2 separate regions of the Homo sapiens genome follow, and region 2 is linked to region 1. Evidence: read pairs that join two places in POLR2A ChIA-PET (ENCODE). Cell type or tissue: B cell. All regions are shown on one strand. Each heading gives the region's core, and the rest is flanking DNA. Links, peaks and the distances in the headings are about the cores only.

Region 1 (2,500 bases), core at 1-2,500:
TTAGACACCAGAAACTCCACCTGTGAAGAGAAGCTTGTCCAGTGTCCTCATTCTGAAGACATTCACCAAATGGAGCTTGGCACTAAAATTTATGTAAAAGAAAAATCACAAACCTTGAAAAATTTTACATCAGAAAATGGGATAAACATACATTTCACAGAAAATAATCAAGACTTGCTCTGCAGCCACTCAGTAGTCTTCTGTGGTCACAGAAGTAAACATTGTTGGCTTTGTATTGATCTCTCCAGTCATTTTTGAACACATCCAATAGAAACATTGGCAGCATGGTCTTCCAAAACAAAAAGCAGTAACATGCATGTTTAATTGCATACCATTCTCTTCACAGTAGCAGGCTTACCAATTTCCATAGTCTCATGAGGCCGAAATGAATTACAATGTAAAGTGTTCCAGGAACCAAATTGGATTTTCTTTCTTTTGTCATTGGACACGGTTTGCAAAGTTGGACATCACTTGAGTTCCTTCTTAAACTTTTCGGCAACTTCTCTTGGATCCTGTTATCACAGTTTTTTACTGTGATGAAATCTTGTTAACCACCACTAGGGAATCTCCAGATGAACTATTAATGCACTGTCTTATGCCTCTCATTGGTGATGTTTGGAAAATAGAAGACATCTCTAATGGAATCATGGGGGAAACGGGTTGGAATTTGTAGCCATGGAATATATATTAGATGTAAAGAATTTTCTGCAATAAAAGAAACTAGACTTGTTAATCCCTGCCTTGCAATGTCAGTAGGATAAAGCAGCTATAAAAATTAGTACTTGCCCAAGGCCTGAAAGAGAATTAGTGGGAATTAAGATCAACTTCTCAGTTTTGTTTGTTTACTTTTTAATTGGCTTTTCTTTGTTGTTAAGAATGAGAGACTTAATTTCCATGGGAGTTGGAGTGTGTGTGCTGCAGGCAGGATCCTGTGGCTCATTTGGCATGGAGACCTGGACATGTAGTCAGCAGGAGACGGTTCCCTAAATAAAAGATTTGGGCACTGGTGCTAAGTGTTGGGCGAGGATGAGCAAATCTACATCCATGTTGTTCTGTCCTGTCCTGTAAGCTCTACCTGTCTTTGTTCTTTCCAGCACAGCATTTAACAGCAGCCTCAGGTGATAAATTTGATGGATTGCCAAAAGTCTGTATAGCCTATGGATTTTCTTACAACTTGCTTGTTTAGCTACAGCAGTGACTCAGGTGCATTCCTTTTAGAGCTCTTAGGTATATCAGGAAAGGGGTTAAATAACTGACCTCTTCCAAACCTCTTATTTTATTTTTTTTGAGACAGAGTTTCGCTCTTGTCACTCAGGCTGGAGTGCAATGGTGTGATCTCAGCTCATTGCATCCTCCACCTCCCAGATTCAAGCAATTCTTCTGCCTCAGCCTCCAGAGTAGCTGGGATTACAGGCACCCACCACCACGCCTGGCTAATTTTTTGTATTTTTAGTAGAGACGGGGTTTCACCATGTTGAGCAGGCTGGTCTCGAACTCCTGACCTCAAGTGATCCACCCGCCTCGGCCTCCCAAAGTGCTGGGATTACATGCATGAGCCACTGTGCCCAGCCTATACTAATTGTTTCTTAAGTACAGCCAACTCTGGAGCTCTGGTCTACATAGCTCTTACCCAGCACCACCTTAACTTAAGACCTCCAGGATTCTGTTTCTTCTCCCAGATCATGTGTGGCTTTCTTTCTGGCCCTACATTCATTCATTCTGTTCAATTTAATGAAGGCCTATGATGTGTCAGGCACTGTCCTATACTCTGAGGACACAGGAGTGGCCAAGAGACAAAATTGCATCCCCTCATGGAACTTGTATTCCAGTGAACAGTAAGAAGAATGGTTTTGCTTTCCTGCTCCTTGCTCTAAGACGGGTATGAGATAGTTTTGGTCAATGAGTTGTGAGCATTGTGAGCCTCTGGCTGAAGCTTTTCATTTTTTTTTTTTTATTTTTTTTTTTATTTTTTTGCTGGTACAAGGCCAGTGCTCTCCTTTCCTGCCTTAATCATGGAACCACATACAGAGAGAGCAGCCATGAAATCAAAGCAGTCCAGAACACTGAGCCACTGCATGGAGGGCGGCTATTCCCAAGAGTCTCCAGACCTATAGTGAACTTTGTGAGAACAAGAAATAAACATTTGTTCTGTTAAATCACTGAGACATTGGTGCTATGTGTTTCTGTAGCATAACCTGCCCTATCTTTTTTTTTTTTCTTGAGACGGAGTCTCGCTCTGTTGCCCAGGCTGGAGTGCAGTGGCGCAATGTCAGCTCACTGCAAGCTCCGCCTCCTGGGTTCATGCCATTCTCCTGCCTCAGCCTCCCAAGTTGCTGGGACTACAGGTACCCGCCACCACGCCTGGCTAATTTTTGTATTTTTAGTAGAGATGGGGTTTCACCTTGTTAGCCAGGATGGTCTTGGTCTCCTGACCTCGTGATCCACCCGCCTCGGCCTCCCAAAGTGCCGGGATTACAGGCGTGAGCCACCGCACCTGGCC
Region 2 (5,448 bases), core at 2,450-4,949, 220 kb before region 1:
GCAGCACCACCTCCTCCCCATCCCTGAGCGGCTGCCCCTGCAGGCGGCCCAGGAGGTGCGGAGGCAGCACACTCAGGAACTGCTCCAGCACCAGCAGCTCCAGGATCTGTTTCTTGGTGTGCAGAGCCGGCCGCAGCCAGTGGCCGCAGAGCTCCCGGAGCCGGCTCAGGGACGCCCGTGGCCCCATGTCCTCCTGATACTGGAAGCATCTGAACAGCTGGTGAGCCACCTCGGGCCTCAGCCTGGACTCTGGTCGCCTGGGGTCCTCTGGGCTGACAGCCTCCTCCTCCTCCAGCTTGACTTCCCCCAGCTGCTCCTGCTCCACGGCAGCTGGGACTGATTCTCCAAGCATCCTTCACTGCGGGGATGCCTCCCTAACGCCAGCCCCGCTCTTGGGTCTCTCTCCTCTCCTCCCACACCTGCGAAGGTGAACACCCTGGGTTAGGATCTGCTGCGAGGAAGCTGGCCCCATACCTGGGTCATCCATGTTAAAAGACACCCAATACGCAGACCCAGAGGAATCGCTTTTCTCACTGGGTAATGGCTCACGAGGGCAGGACAGCCCCCGGTCTCAGGGTTACCAACAAAGCAAAGGCCAGAGAAAACTGACAGTTCTGTATTATCATCCCTCCTTAAAGCATTTAGAGATTTACATCACTTGGCCGGGCACAGTGGCTCACACCTGTAATCCGAGCACTTTGGGAGGCCGAGGCGGGTGGATCACGAGGTCAGGATATCGAGACCATCCTGGCTAACGCGGTGAAATCCCGTCTCTACTAAAAATACAAAACAATTAGCCAGGCTAATTTAGTCCCAGCTGCTGGGGAGGCTGAGGCATGAGAATGGTGTGAACCTGGGAGGCGGAGCTTACAGTGAGCCGAGATCGCGCCACTGCACTCCAGCCTGGGTGACAGAGCGAGACTCAGATCAAAAAAAAAAAAAAAAGAAATTTGCATCACTTTTCCCAAGTGATTAAAGTGACCATCCCTGAAAGAGAAACACCCTGCCCTTCCCTTCTTCCTGATGTAGCCACTGGGAGCACATGGCACCATCAAGATGGATCCTGGCCAAAAAAGTTTGTTTTTTAAAGCTTTTTTTTTTCTTTTTTTTTTTGAGATGGAGTCTTGCTATATCACCCAGACTGGAGTGCAGTGGCATGATCTCAGCTCTCTGCAGCCTCCACCTCCCAGGTTCAAGCGATTCTCATTCCTCAGCCTGGGTTTACAGTAGCTGGGATTACAGGCCTGTGGCAGCACGCCCAGCTAATTTTTGCATTTTTAGTAGACACAAGAGTTTCACCATGTTGGCTGGGCTGGTCTTGAACTCCTGACCTCAAGTGATCAGCCCACCTCAGTCTCCCAAATTGCTGAGATTAAGGCGTGAACCACTGCACCAAGCCTGTTTTTTAAATTTTTAATTTAATTAAGTAATTTATTTATTTTTTTGAGACAGGGTCTCACTCTGTCACGCAGGCTGCAGTGCAGTGGCGCAATCACGGCTCACTGCAGCCTTGATCTGCTGGGCTCAAGTGATCCTCCCGCGTCAGCCTCCCGAGTAGCTGGGACTACAGGTGCATATCACCATGCTGGGTTAATTTTATTTATTTTTTGTAGACACGAGTTCTCATTATGTTGCCCAGGCTGGTCTCAAACTCCTGGGCTCAAGTGATCCACCTGCCTCAGCCTCTCAAAGTGCTGGAATTACAGGCGTGAGCCACTGTGCCTAGCCCAAAAATACCTAATCTCAATCCAACCAGCCTTTATTTATTTATTTATTTGAGATGGAGTTTCACTCTTGTTGCCCAGGATGGAGTGCAATGGCAAGATCTCGGCTCACCGCAACCTCCGCCTCGCGGGTTCCGGTGATTCTCGTCCGTCAGCTTCGTGAGTAGCTGGGATTACAAGCACGCGCCACCGCATGCCGCTAATTTTGTATTTTTAGTAGAGATGGGGTTTCACCATGTTGGCCAGGCTGCTCTCAAACTCTTAACCTCAGGTGATCCGCCCGCTTCGGTCTCCCAAAGTACTGGGATTACAGGCATGAACCACCCCGCCCGACCTAATGGTGGCCTTTAGATCCAACTTCCAATGTTTAGGGCCTTGCAGGGAATATGGAACAAGTCAGACCATCTCTCAAAGAAATTGGCCTGAGTTACTCAGTGTCATAAAAAGTAAGTGCCTGTAGGAGGCGCTGGTGGACAGGAGCCCAAAGAGTCCTCACAACTAAGTGGGTGAACCTAGATTGGATCCTCATTCATTTTTCTTAAAGGCTTTAAAAGACATCCTGGGGCCAGTCGGAAAATGGTGAGTATGGTGGGGATACTAGATGATAACAGTATGACTACCCATTTCTGAGATGAAAGTCTAGTCTTGTAATATATAGGAAATGGCTGAGTTCTTAGAAGACGCTGAAGAGTTTGGAGAAGGGGCCTGATATATGAGATACATATATGAATGTTCATTTCACTGCTCTTTCAAGTTCTCTGGATGTTTTCGAATTTTCAAAATGAAAGGTTAGCGGGGCTGGCTCACGCCTGTTATCCCAGCACTTTGGGAGGCTGAGGCAGGAGGATCACTTGAGCCTCAGGAGTTCAAGACCAGCCCTGGGCAACATGGCACGACCCCCGTCTCTAAAAAAATTAAAAATGTAGGGCAGGGTGTGGTGGCTCACACCTGTAATCCCAGCACTTTGGGAGGCTGACGCAGGCAGATCACAAGGTCAGGAGATCGAGACCATCCTGTCTAACATGGTGAAACCCCGTCTCTACTAAAAATACAAAAAATTAGCCACGGGTGGTGGCGGGCACCTGTAGTCCCAGCTACTCGGGAGGCTGAGGCAGGAGAGTGGCGTGAACCCCGGAGGCGGAGCTTGCAGTGAGCCGAGATCATGCCACTGCACTCCAGCCTGGGCGACAGCGAGACTCCGTCTCAAAAAAAAAAAAAATTAAAAATTTAGCCAGTTGCTGGGGGCACTGAGTGGCTGACGCCTGTAATCCCAGCACTTTGGGAGGCCGAGGGTGGATCACCAGGTCAGGAGATCGAGACCATCCTGGTTAACACGGTGAAACCCCGTCTCTAATAAAAATAAAAAAAATCAGTCGGGCGCAGTGGCGGGTGCCTGTGGTCCCAGCTACTCAGGAGGCTGAGGCAGGAGAATGGCGTGAAACAGGGAGGTAGAGCTTGCAATGAGCCAAGATCGCGCCACTGCACTCCAGCCTGGGCGACAGAGCCAGACTCCATCTCAAAAAAAAAAAAAAAAAATTTAGCCAGTCATGGTTGTGTATACCTGTGGTCCTAGCTACCTGGGAGGCTGAGGTGGGAAGATTGCTTGATCCCAGGAGGTTGAGGCTGCAGTGCAGTGAGCTGTGACTGCAACATTGCACTCCAGCCTAGGCGACAGTGCCAGCCCGTCTCAAAAAATAAAAAATATAAAATAAGTCATCTATAGCCACCAGGAGGCACTGACATCCTCCCCCAACCTCCTCCCAATCTAGGGCTGTGGGGCTTCCCCTTCCTGGTCTGGTAGCCCAGTACTACCCATGGGGAACCTCCGAAATTTCGGCCCCACCCACAGGGGACTCAGTTCAGCCCTGCTCAACTAATTGAGGCTGGATGATTTAAGCTTTTCTGAGCAGAGCAGAGCAGGCTCATATTTTTGTTTGAGTCTCTTTTACATTTTATTTCAGGCAGGGGTCATTTTATAGACATGGAAATCCAGGCTCCTGCCCTCTGCTTTCTGCCCTTCCTGTTCTCTAGCCTCAGGGCTACAAGTGAACCTCTCCTAGAGCCTCCCACCCTCCACTCCCAGTTGGCACCCCAGGTAGGGGGATGTGAAGAAAGCCTGAAGCACCACTCCACTCACCTGAATGGCACAGGGCACTGTCCAGCATGCAGTGGCTGGCACACAGTAGGCATCCATGAGCACGAGCTATTACTGTTCTCATTGCTGCTGATTACAACACCAAGCACCGCAGCAAACAGTGACTCACAGTTCTGTTGGGCCCATCACTGACCCATTCTACAGCCGAGGACACTAAGGCTCAGCAAAAAGGTAACCCAGTGGCCGAGTGCAGTGGCTCAGGCCTGTAATCCCAGCAGTGTGGGTGGCCGAGGTGGATGGATCACCTGAGGTCAGGAGTTCGAGACCAGCCTGATCAATATGGTGAAACCCTTGTCTCTACTAAAATTACAAAAATTAGCCGGACGTGATGGCATGCGCCTGTAGTCCCAGCTACTCAGGAGGCTGAGAGAGGAGAATTGCTTGAACCTGGGAGGCGGAGGTTGCAGTGAGACGAGATCGTGCCACTGCACTCCAGCCTGGGCGACAGAATTAGACTCTGCCTCAAAAAAAAAAAAAAAAAAATTATCCGGGCATGGTGGCATGCATCTGTGGTCCCAGCTGTTCGGGAGACTGAGGCAGGAGAATCTCTTGAACCCAGGAGGCAGAGGTTGCAGTGAGCTGAGATTGCATCACTACACTCCAGCTTGGGCAACAGAATGAGAATCTGTCTCAAAAAAAAAAAAAAGTAACTCAGCCTTGGGCAGCCTCTCCCTGGTAACGATGGCCTAGTTGAGAGCCTTGGACAGTTTGCTGTACCCCCTTAATATGAGCCTGAGGGTTCCCTGAACCTCCTCAGGTGGGGTGGTGTTGTGGTACAGAATGGGGGATTTTAAGCTTAGCCGCTGAGAAGGAGGGGAGGTGATTCTAGAACATGACCCATCTCTCCCAACCTCCCTGCAACACACAGTATCTTCCAAGCCCCTCACCCCTACCCCGGCTCCCCTGCATCTCCCAACCTCAGCCACCTGGGGAAGGACTCTGACAAAATGGAACGGGAAGTTCCCTGCCCCAGTCCCATCCCATCCAGGTGTTGAGGGGCTTCCTAGCGTTAACCCTCAAGCTCCCAGTTTGGGAGGTGGATGGGGACAGGGTGGGGCCAGATAAGCGAAGACAAAGTGAGAAATCCAGATTTCAACCCCTGCATGTGTGAGAGTGTAACCACCCCCGAGCCGGAACTACGCTTTCCTGCCCTCTGGCATCCACTCCAGGCAGCCCCCATCCTCCCACCCCATCTCTCCCCACTAGGGCGATGGAGTGCCTCAATCACAGATGAGCGTATTTCTCTGCCTGGCCTGGGAGTAGGAGCTGTGTCTAGTTCAATGAGTGTTCATCCAGCACTTGAAGTTGCTTCAGTGTCTGTTAGCAGAAATTAGGGAATGGCAGTGATTCTGGCCATCTCGAAGGAAAGCATGTAACAACGTCTAGGACAGAAAAAGTCTGTGATAAATGATCAGAAAAATGGTGTTGTGAGGCCGGATGCGGTGGCTCATGCTTATAATCCCAGCATTTTGGGTGGCCAAGGCAGAAGGATTGCTTGAACCTGGGGGGTCAAAGCTGCAGTGAGCCATGTTCGCGCCACTGCACACCAGCCTGGATAAAAGGCGAAGA

What was found. ChIA-PET counts read pairs that join two places held together with the same protein. Peaks named below come from ENCODE experiments on the same cell type or tissue, not always from the same donor. Only the 100,000 strongest peaks of a DNase experiment are listed, where the experiment ranks them.
Region 2: POLR2A ChIA-PET joins it to region 1 with 16 read pairs; 2 of 35 experiments call an interaction of 5 or more read pairs at or near these places.

What each region holds. Positions count from the first base shown.
Region 1 is chr16:3,317,844-3,320,343 of GRCh38, forward strand. ZNF75A (zinc finger protein 75A) reads left to right here. Exons shown (of 7, transcript NM_001302109.2): 7 at 1-1,008. The coding sequence ends at 26. Among named protein-coding and RNA genes, the nearest start is that of ZNF75A, 14 kb to the left of the region's middle. In B cell, for the core only: no CTCF peak of the experiment used is centred there; no DNase peak of the experiment used is centred there; H3K4me3 peaks cover 633 bases.
Region 2 is chr16:3,092,586-3,098,033 of GRCh38, forward strand. ZSCAN10 (zinc finger and SCAN domain containing 10) reads right to left here. Exons shown (of 6, transcript NM_032805.3): 2 at 1-419. The coding sequence starts at 352. Among named protein-coding and RNA genes, the nearest start is that of ZSCAN10, 4.0 kb to the right of the region's middle. RefSeq lists an enhancer at 129-716 and silencers at 402-595, 2,087-2,156. In B cell, for the core only: a CTCF peak has its summit at 3,449 (motif pointing right); a DNase peak (open chromatin) is centred at 3,506.